2 separate regions of the Mus musculus genome follow, and region 2 is linked to region 1. The links are chromatin loops, found by intact Hi-C in ENCODE. Cell type or tissue: heart. All regions are shown on one strand. Links, peaks and the distances in the headings refer to the core of each region. The heading gives the core; the rest is flanking DNA.

Region 1 (5,126 bases), core at 946-3,445:
TCTCTTTCTTTCTTTCTTTCTTTCTTTCTTTCTTTCTTTCTTTCTTTCTCTCTTTCTCTTTCTTTCTTTCCTGATTGGCCCAACCAGATGTCTATCAATGTTATTCATCTTAAAGAGCTGTTTTTTTTACGTGTTTTTGCTATTTTTTTCATTCTGGTTTGCATTATTCCATCTCTTTGGATTTCTTTGTGATAATTTGTTCTTTTACAGGTCCCAACACTCAAAGTCAATGTCACTGACTAGGGACATTTGTTCTTTTCCAGGATTGGGGTGTAGTGTTGTAGCGTTCTTCCTAACGGCTGGCTCAGTGGCTCCCTACAAATTCTGATGTGCTGTGATTTCACTTTTTACTTTTGATTCTTTTCATTGGCATAGATGCCTTGTGTCTGCGCAGGGATTGCCATAATTCCTTTGCGTCTCTGCAGGGATTGATATAGCTCCTTTGCATCTGCCCAGGGCTTTTACCCCTGGCTACAGGCGGTTTCACCTCTGAATATGCTAATCAAGATGGAGACTTCTTAGCTTTCATACACTCTCCTGTTGGGAGCCTTCTGCTCACTTTGATTTCCCTTGACTCTGCCACAGTCTTTCTTTGTTGTCCGATGCCCATTTGCTTAAACAACCCAGTCCTTTCTTATGTATTATTAGTTGTTTGGTTGAGAGACCAATCCTCAGTCAGAAGCAAAAGTTAGTGGAGTTTTGTCTTTGTATAACAGCTTTCTGGTCTCAAAGTTGATATGGATCTTCAAGTTTATAAGCTAAGAGAGCATTATCGTGTGTCCTGTTATTGTTCATGGTATTACCATTGTGAATGAGAGAACAACCCCCCCCCAAGCCCAGTGAAGGACTTACCTGGCTACTAGAGGAACTCGGAGTACAGGACTGCAGGACAAGAGGAACTGTGTCCAGGAAAGCTCACACAGAGGGCTGGCTGTGGTAGAGATTAGGTGAGGCATGCTTCAAATTCAAATTATTGTATTTGCCATTGAGCACATATTTAAACATGCCTACTGTGATCTGGAGCGAGTTTAATAAACACAGTTGATAATCATTCCTGCCTCTTCAACGTTTCCATAAACAGTCTGTTGAAAGGACAAAATAGTGTGGACCAAGACAAGACGGTGGCCCAAGGAACGGGGAGCAGGAAGTGGGCAGCCCATCCTAACTGAAGTGGCACGTAACAGTAGCATGTACTCGTTCTACAAATCCTGCAAATATTCCAGCATTCATTAGACTCTTCCTGTCTATAAACCACACAAACTCTGCCAGTCTTGGATGCCACGTCAATACTGTAGCCACCATCATAGAAATGGACATTTTCTGAGAAAAAATGGAGTGAGAGTAGGCATGAGTCTGGGGCACGCATGAGTGCGCAGGGGCGGGAGTGGGGCAGTAATTACTCCTCCCTTCCTCTTCAGTGTTCCTAGGGGTTTTTCCACAAAAGACACTGGCAAATGGAAGGAGAGATGGCTCAGTGAGTAGACACTTGGTCTGATCTCACCTTGCTCCCAGGACGCGTGATGGAAGGAGAAAATCAGCTTTCCTCTGATACCCTTGATTTGGTAACCCACACACATACACAATAAGGTGTGTGTGTGTGTGTACGCGCGCGCGCACGCACGTGTATGTGTCTGGAAAAGTCTCCCTAAAAGAACATTGGCAGCACAACTGTGTCTCCTGGACAAAGATGTCTTAGCTTTGGGGTTCTGTGCCTTGCCACAGCAGCAAAGGTGGCAGGCAGAACTGAGAAGTTATCTGAAGCTTGGGTGGTCCAAGCCCCCAAGGTGTATCAGGGCTCAGGGAAGGGGGTGAGGTGACCTGCTGGTTTTTGCTCCAGGCCTCGGCCGGCCGGGTGTTTTAAATGTGTAAGGATTATATTTCTATCCCTGGTGCATGACATCTATGTGAAAATCTTGCTAGATTGATTTTATTTCTTAGTGATGTTTAAGGCTGTGCGAAGACCCAAACATTTCCCCTGACATCATCCTTCTCATTTCTGGCCTTTTGCGGGCAGTTGGATGACTATTCTTATGTCTTAAATTGGACTCCAGCGCATTGTCTTGTGGTGCGTGGAGGACTTCAGAGGCAGGAGATTGTAGGGATCTGGTGAGAGGCGCACTGCCTGGGTAGCAATGTGCACACAGCGCGGCGGTTGCGCATCTGGAGCTGCAGTGCGCCGGTAGCGCAGTTCCTAATGCGGTGGTAGCAATGGCCCGAGGTACCGGAGCGTGCTGGGTTTCTTCTCCCCACGCGGGGGCACCAGAGCCCTCGAAAGTGTCAGGCACTGCGGCGCATCTACCAGATTCCCTTTTAAATGACTGCGGATGTGCGGGCGGTCGCAGCTACAAATGGTGAGAGGAGGCTCAGATCAGGCTCGCGAATGGCCCGCAGCGACCATTTAACTGCACCCGCACGTTTGTCACTCGACCCTCCGGAATCATCTCACGTGTCCCCACTGAGACTCTAGGGCGCTGCCGGAGCCCGGCCTCTCGGTAGCTGGAAGCACATCCTGCCTCGGGCAGCGCGGGTGCAGGGTACACGTTGGCGCACATGCACGCGCGCACACGAACACGCGCAAGGTACGGCAGGGCAGGGGACAGGGGCTTGGGTGCTCCGCGTGCGGGTGGGTGTCGCGGGGAGTGAAGCTGTGATCCTCAAATGGCTGCATCCTGCCAGGTTAAGGAATAAGAGAAGATGATGCGGAGCCATCCATTCCACAGGCCAGGGTCGGTGCAAAGCATTTAGGGAACCCACAGCGCGGCCGGCGCGCTCCCTTCCCACGCAGGGCTCTCTCTGTGGCGCAAACGGCAGGAGAAAGATCCATCAGAGCTACACTTGTGTCTGCAGGCTGTCTACACTTCTCTCTTGGCAGAAACCCCATCAGGAGAGCTTTGGAACCATCCACCCCTAAATAGGTAGTCCGGAACCCGGCAATGGTCCTTGGTTACTAACGTACAGCGCTATATATTTATTTTTGTACGGGGTGTAGCTTGTCTTCCCTATATTTTGGAAATAGCTTGCTTTCCCCTATGAGCATGGTGAGAAAGAAGAACGCGGCGGGGAGGGAGAGGGAAAGGAAAAGGAAAAGGGAGGATTCCTACAATACGAATCAGAGCATTTTTTTCAGAGCCTAACCAAACAGGGCTTCCATTTAAAAAAGGGGGAGCTAGTCTGTACTGCGATGTGGAAGAGATGTAAGAATTAGGGACCAAGGAAGCATCGCTGCATTTTAGATGTACCGGGGTCTAAAGGGGGCACACACACGCACACGCGCACACATGCACACCCGCACAGCTACCCCGCCAAGGTGTGTGCGTGCGCGCGAGTGTGAACTCCCACATGCTGCTGTCTGCGCCTGGCCGCTGGCACCAAGCCTCCTCCTCCCCGCTCGCCCCCAGATTCCCTCCCCTCCGCCTTGCTTTTGTCTGGAGGGTGCTATGCTATGCGTGTGTGCGTGTGTGTGCGCGCGCGCGTGTGTGAGCGTGTGTGTTTTTGGATTTCATACTAATTTTCTGGAGTTTCTGCCCCTGCTCTGCGTCAGCCCTCACGTCACTTCGCCAGCAGTAGCAGAGGCGGCGGCGGCGGCGGCCGCCGGTTAGAGCCCAGTCGCTGCTTCAGCTGCTGTTGCTGCTTCTGCAGCGCTCTGCTCCCTGCGCTTGCTACGGGAGGCCGGGGAAGCCGCGCGGACAGTCCTCGGTGGCCTGGGCCGGCACTGTCCTGCTACCGCAGTTGCTCCCCAGGTGGGATGTGCCGCGCCACCTGCCCACCTCCCCTCTCCCCCCGCGCCCAGCGGCCGGGGAGGATTCTGCAGCATCATTGGGGCCCCAGCGCTGCCGCAGCCTCTTTGGAGGGTCCTTGGCTTGGCCTATGCCATGGAATCTGCTCTCAAAGACCCGTTACCGACTTCTCATGCCTCGGCCTCAGGCTTGAAGGGAGGGCGGGCACACGGGGGGGGGGCACTAAGGGGCAAGTTGATGGCGGGGCGGGAGCTGGGCACTCAGACATTCATTCTCCAGGCTTGGGGTTCAGGGTGAGGAGAGCGCGGAGGGACTGTGTCCCAGTTGGTGGTGTGTGGGGTCTATTAGTCTCATCCATGTCTGTTTGTCCTCAGCCCTGAGGTGCGCACCGATATCGATATTCGTGCCGGTTTAGCGGTTCTGCGACCCAAAGAGTCCAGGGAGATCCACCGAGTGGTGCCTGGCGTATAGGACTATGCAGCCGCCTTGTGGCTCGGAGCAGCGGCCCGCGATGTCCCAGCCACTGTGAACCATTTGGTCAGCGCCAACCTGCTCAGCCCCAGCACCGACAGGCTCAGCCTCTGGTACGCTCCACTCCGCGGGAGGCCACCAGCACCAAGCAGCAAGAGGGCGCAGGGAAGGCCTCCCCCCTCCGGCGGGGGACGCCTGGCTCAGCGTAGGGACACGCACTCCGACTGACTGGCACTGGCAGCTCGGGATGTCGCCCTGGCTGAAGTGGCATGGACCCGCCATGGCGCGGCTCTGGGGCTTATGCCTGCTGGTCTTGGGCTTCTGGAGGGCCTCTCTCGCCTGCCCGACGTCCTGCAAATGCAGTTCCGCTAGGATTTGGTGTACTGAGCCTTCTCCAGGCATCGTGGCATTCCCGAGGTTGGAACCTAACAGCGTTGACCCGGAGAACATCACGGAAATGTGAGTTCCTTTTACTTTTTCTCCTGTCCCCACCTCAGGAATCAGGCAGGTGTATGTTTGGGACAGATGCTGTCCCACACATGGCAAGAAGTCAGAGACCAGAGAGATGGGGTACCTGTCACTTCTCTGTCTGTTTCACTGGCTTACGGATGTCAGTTGGTGAAGAGTGGGACTCTAAAATTCCATATAGACAGAAATATAATCATAAATTCGTATATATTATGTTCCTGGGAAGGAATTCTGCGTGCATTTTCATTTCAAAGTTCTGATGGGTGTGTTTTAGGCTTTCAGTATACGATAATTATATTGGAACATTTTTGTTTGGTAAAATATACTGTGTGTGTGTGTGTTGAGAGAAGTTCCAGTGATATTAACCAGAAAGGAGGTTAAAATTATTCATTTTCAAGAATTGGTTGGAGGAAGTGAGGGTCTCTCCCTTAACATCTTTTCCCGAGGCTT
Region 2 (5,126 bases), core at 1,768-4,267, 270 kb after region 1:
CAAGGTTAAGAGCACTAGCAACTTTAGGGCCCACCCCAGATACTTGGAAGGGTGGACTCTCGCCCTCTGCTCTGTGGAAGCCAGCACTTCTCTCTGCCCTGTGTGAGTGAGCACCCAGTGCTGTGACCTTCAGCCTTTGGTTTCCTTTCCAAGGACTGCTGTTCTCACGGGCAACCTGGTGCTTCAGTGAGTTTGGTACATCTTCATGGGATCACATGCCATGTCAGATCACAGCATGCTGGGAAAATGTAGAAAGGAAAGGGTGGGTGGGAGGTAAAGAAATATACAAACAAGAGAGAGAGAAAGAGAGAGAGAGAGAGAGAGAGAGAGAGAGAGAGACTAAGACCTGTATCCTGGCCTTTCCTTCCTTCCCCTTTACTTCAGCCAGGACTGCAGCCTGCAGAAAGGTCAGAGCCGACCTTCTGGCCTTAGCTAAACTCTCAGCTAAGCCCCCACAGACACACCCAGGGTCTTACTCCATCAATCTCCCTGGTAGCCCCCAGTGTAATCAGGTTGACAGTGAAGATTAGCCATCTTGTGGAACTTTCAGGGACCTAGACTTGAGTGCTCTCTTGACTCCCCATGACCACTTACCTCTCAAGGAGTACTAGCCGTCCTTACGTTTATTAAGTAGTGTGGAAACGGTTTATAGTTAGGCTGCCTGGGGTGGGGGGTGGGGGGAACTCATCTCTGCTACTTCATCTTTCCTCGAAGCAGAAGGCGGCTGTTCCCTCTCTACAAAGGATGTGTCATCTCAAGGCCCATCAGTGAGCTACTTACAATCTGCAGTAAAGAGAAACAAAATTCTCTCATCTTTTTTATATATATAAAAAAAATAGCTACTTCCTGTGAAGGCTTCCCCCCCCACCTCCTTTTTAATTAAATAACTTACATTTACATAATACTTGTACAATTAAAGTTTTTCTGCCTACACAGGATTATTGCTGAAGTAGGAGAGCTTCTTCTTCATCTTGGGTGAGCAGTGAGTAGGGGGAGTCATGCCAGCCTCGGTCCGACTCTGAGAAGTTTCTCAGGCTCAAACATGGACTTGCTCAAGAAAGCACTGGAAAGCCGTGTGGGCAGAAAATATCAGTAGTGTTCCCTGCATCTTGTAGTCTTGGCTTTTGTTCTATGCCCATTCCTGGGAAGTACTAGGCAGATGAATGGCTAGATTAACTTAAGATAGCATTCCAAATAGACTTCGTAACTGGGTTTCTGCAAGACATGTTCTGGTCCCTAAAGAAAATCTCCCTGGGAGAAGACACATGAATGATTCAGTCTGATATTAAGCAGGGAGATACATGCTGTACAGAAAAAAAAAACTGATTTTGTTGGAGGCGAGGGAGGAGATCTATAAAATTCTATGGGAAAATAAGTTAGACTTTGGCTGAGTTTTAAAGGGAGGAGAGTATCAGGTAGGGCTGTTAGTAACCTTAAAAAATCCATACCTAATGCCAAAGGGTTCTCGTGTGCAGCATACGTGTTCTGGTGTTAAACTCCAAGTGCCCCACGTGTACTGGATTCTTGCTGATCACACTAAAAGGAGTTTTCAGAAAAGAATGGTCCGTATTCTTCTTCCAAAGCAAGGATGCTGTCCACTGCACTAGGTACACTGGCCAGAAACTGTGGAGCCCCACCAGGGCATGAGTTCTGACAATGTCGGTCCTCAAGAGATTCTTTCAAACCTGCCCTTGTTTTATCTGTCCACCTGTCAGACACTACAGAGATTATCACAGCAACCTATCCTAGCACGGGATGCAGGTTAGATAACATTAACACACCAGAATGTGTCCTCTGCTGTGTGACAGGGGCTTCATGTGCTGGCGAGCCTGTGGTGAACACAGCTTAGCAGAAGCTTAGAGAGTCTGAGGAATTTCGCTTTCCAGACAGAGTGAGGCACACATCGGGCTCCAGAAAAATATTTATCTAAGGTTGAAGGGCAACACAGTCAGCAATGTGCTTGCCCGGTAGGCATGAGGAACCAAGTCTGATCTACAGAGTCTATGTTTAAAGGAAAGACAGGGGGGAAAGCTGGGCATGTGGCACACTTTTATAAACTCACACTCGGAAGCTGGAGACCCCTGGCCAGCCAGCTTAACCTAATCACTGAGACCCAGGCCAACTCTTGTTTCAAACTTTGATTCAAACAGCAGCAACAGCAGCAGCAGCAGCAGCAGCAACCACCACAACAGCAGCAGCAACCACAACAACAGCAAACACAACATTAAAAATTTTGAGGCATGACACTCAAAATTGACCCCTGGCCTCAACACGGATAAATACAAACACTCACACACAAACACACACATGTGCATACATGTACACAAACATGATAAAAGAATTATCAAACAAAATCCCTTCTGAGCTCTGATGAGAAAAATCTCTCTTGAACCTATGACCTTACCCACTCCTCGCCACAAACAAATTTTCAAACTTGACCATAGGCATGGATACCTGGGCGCTTGTTTCTTTGCTCATTTTGAAAACTCCCTGGACCTCCATGCCTTGATTTAAATTGAAACTGTGCGATTGCTCTTAATTATCGAGAAATTGGCCAGGGAGGCCAGGCTCCATGTCTCAGGCTTATATAATCCTCAATACTTGAAAGACCGAGGTGGAAGGAGAGGAAGGTCAAAGCAGAAGGGTCAAGGCCTGTCTGGGCTGCAGGAGGAGCTCAGGCCCAGCTCTGCGACTTACTGAGCACCTTAAAATAAGAACTTCAGAAAGTTACAACTTTAGGGAGCAGGAGCCTAGCATGCACCATTCAGCACCACATCAGTGGGGAAAGGCCATGTGCTGTTAAAAATTCTCTCAAGTGTGATCCTTTGTTTTCCTAGTGGAGACGGTGTTATGGCCATAATACAGTTTTAGGACTTCCAGTGAGAAAGGTCTTTGGATTTTCGTCAGTACCGTTCAGCCACACCCTGCTGCTGTCTGCCATCAGAGCTCAGATTCCTTGAGCAATGCTGTTTGCCATTATGTTTCAAATCTTCTATTTGGATCAGTTTGTGAATGAAGATTGTTTAAGGCTCCCCCCTACACACGCCCCTCACCTTGTCTGCGGGGCGAGTTTGGCTCATCCTCTAGGTAGGCACTGTCCTAGATATCCTGAATGTAGTGAGCGAGACACACCATAAGCTGCAGCTGGAAAAGGAGGCAGAAGCTTCCGATAGAGCAGCAGGGCTTGAGCTCCCGGCCCAGCAGACTAGGCAGACCCCTGCTGGCCGCCTCTGTCTCTGCAGGGTTGTGTCTGTGGGTGACTGGTGGGGCCTTGCGCAAGAAAAGGCTTGCGAAGACTGAAACAGCTTGTCAAGGTATCCTTGTGGGTGTCTGTATTGAAGTGTCACAGTACGAAGGCTTTTTATTAGCAGCTATTTTCGAAGCCGAACACCGAAACGGAACAGTTTCTTCCTTACATGGCACTTCCAGGCTGGCTGCCTCCCTCAGCACAGTACGACAGCACCAGCCTTCACATAAGGGGGTGGAGAACATGACGCTGGATCCTTTGACGGTGGAGCCTGGCTATGTGGCCCACGCCCTGAGCCCTGGAGATAATTTGGTTCATTCACATGTTTCTGATGACGGGATGCAGCCGCGGGGGCTGCGGAGGATGGGGCCTCGTGCGTTGCCTTTGCGCACAGCCCGGGAACCCTCCTGTTTTGAATGGGTTCGGAGGGATGGGTGGCCTGTGCGGAGGGCAAAGAGAAACCGGGGCCAGCTAAGCTGGGTGGTAGTGCTCTTTCGGCCTCCTTCAGCTAAATTCTTCACAGCTCTCTTCTAGCATGCAGCAGGTTCTCTCTAGAAAACTCGGTAGGCTTAATTGTAATTAAAAAAAAAAGTTTGCCCCAAGAAGACTCATTTTAGTGCATTAGAGAGCTGATTTTGGACCTTGAAAGGAAGGGTACGCATTCTACCTTAATACCTCAGCTTGGATGGAGCCAGCTCAACCACCTGCTTTTGTTTTGGTGCTTTGATTTTTGAGGCCAAGTCTCACCACATAGCTAGCCCAAGCTGCCCCTCATTTCTTCATCTTCTTGCCTTGGTATCTGAAGTCACAGATGTGTAGCCCTTCCTACACCTGTGTTTTGATGCTGCAGATGAAGAAAACAGTATTCAGAGAGGCAAAGTCACCTCCTGAAGTGTCCTGGCATCTTTTGAGGTTACTCCCCACCTCCAGGAGGTGGAAAGGGTTAACTTTCAAGGTCATAACAAGGTGATTTTGAGTCATTTCTACATCTGGTACACGAACCATCCATCACACAGAGACCCAGATCTGTTTGCTCCTCTGTTATGTGTGCACAGCGTGATGCGACTTCGGCTCATTGGATCAACTTCTCTGACCCTTATTTCCAAGTTCACCAAAGTGGAAATGTCTTTTCTGCCTGCTGCCTCATGCTGTCATGAGGGTACCACGGGAGATAGGACGTGGGAATGTGTGACTGGTTCTTAGGACTCTCGTTGCCATTGGTGAGCAGCAGGGAGCCCGTGCTGATGCTTACCCAGGACTCCCGCCTCCATGCTTAGAATGTGGCTCTCTCAGATAAACTACTCTGAGTGGAGGATGGCTCTCAGGGGTGGGAGCACCGACTTAGGCCTTTTTGGAATATTTCAAGATTGCTATTGGCTCACCGTACTTACTTTCCCGCTGCATCCCCCGTGTCTATGATATGACATGCCACTCTTGTATTATGGACATGAGTCCACTCATATAATATTGCTCTTTTCTCCCCTTCTAAGGTGATATGTGAGAGATTTTCCAGCAGTGTGAAAAGAACTAGTTCAGATCCCTAACTTCCTGCGGATTCATGCTCCGGGTTTCTTGCCCAGGCCCTTCCTGGCAACCTCAGCCACCACCACTGCAAAAAAAAAAAAAAAAAAAACAACCCTTATTTGTAAGATTTATTTATTTTTATTGAAGTGTGCTAGCGTCTGTGTGCGCCTCTTGTGTGTAGTGCCTGTGGAAGCGAAGAGGGCATCAGACACCCTGGAACTGGAGTTAGAACCATTGTGGGCAGCCATGTGGGTACCAGGAACTGAACCCAGGTCCTCTGCAAGAGCAACTAGTGCTCCTAATTGCTGAACCATGTCAGCATCAGCAGCCCCACTGAGAGCACGTCTTACCATTC

Evidence for each region. Peaks named below come from ENCODE experiments on the same cell type or tissue, not always from the same donor. Only the 100,000 strongest peaks of a DNase experiment are listed, where the experiment ranks them.
Region 2: it touches region 1 in a loop (12-fold over the local background); 22 of 42 quality-filtered maps call a loop at or near these places.

What each region holds. Positions count from the first base shown.
Region 1 is chr13:58,804,274-58,809,399 of GRCm38, forward strand. It overlaps Ntrk2 (neurotrophic tyrosine kinase, receptor, type 2), which reads left to right and starts at 3,424. Exons shown (of 18, transcript NM_001025074.2): 1 at 3,424-3,740; 2 at 4,112-4,667. The coding sequence starts at 4,456. In heart, for the core only: a CTCF peak has its summit at 2,252 (motif pointing right); a DNase peak (open chromatin) is centred at 2,368; H3K4me3 peaks cover 1,539 bases; H3K27ac peaks cover 365 bases; H3K27me3 peaks cover 2,221 bases.
Region 2 is chr13:59,070,544-59,075,669 of GRCm38, forward strand. All of the region lies in intron 16 of Ntrk2 (neurotrophic tyrosine kinase, receptor, type 2), which reads left to right. Gm53063 (predicted gene, 34245) reads right to left here and starts at 3,171. Exons shown (of 4, transcript NR_168904.1): 1 at 3,054-3,171; 2 at 1,449-1,536; 3 at 893-1,063; 4 at 1-783. In heart, for the core only: a CTCF peak has its summit at 3,228 (motif pointing left); a DNase peak (open chromatin) is centred at 3,238; H3K4me3 peaks cover 680 bases; H3K27me3 peaks cover 1,248 bases.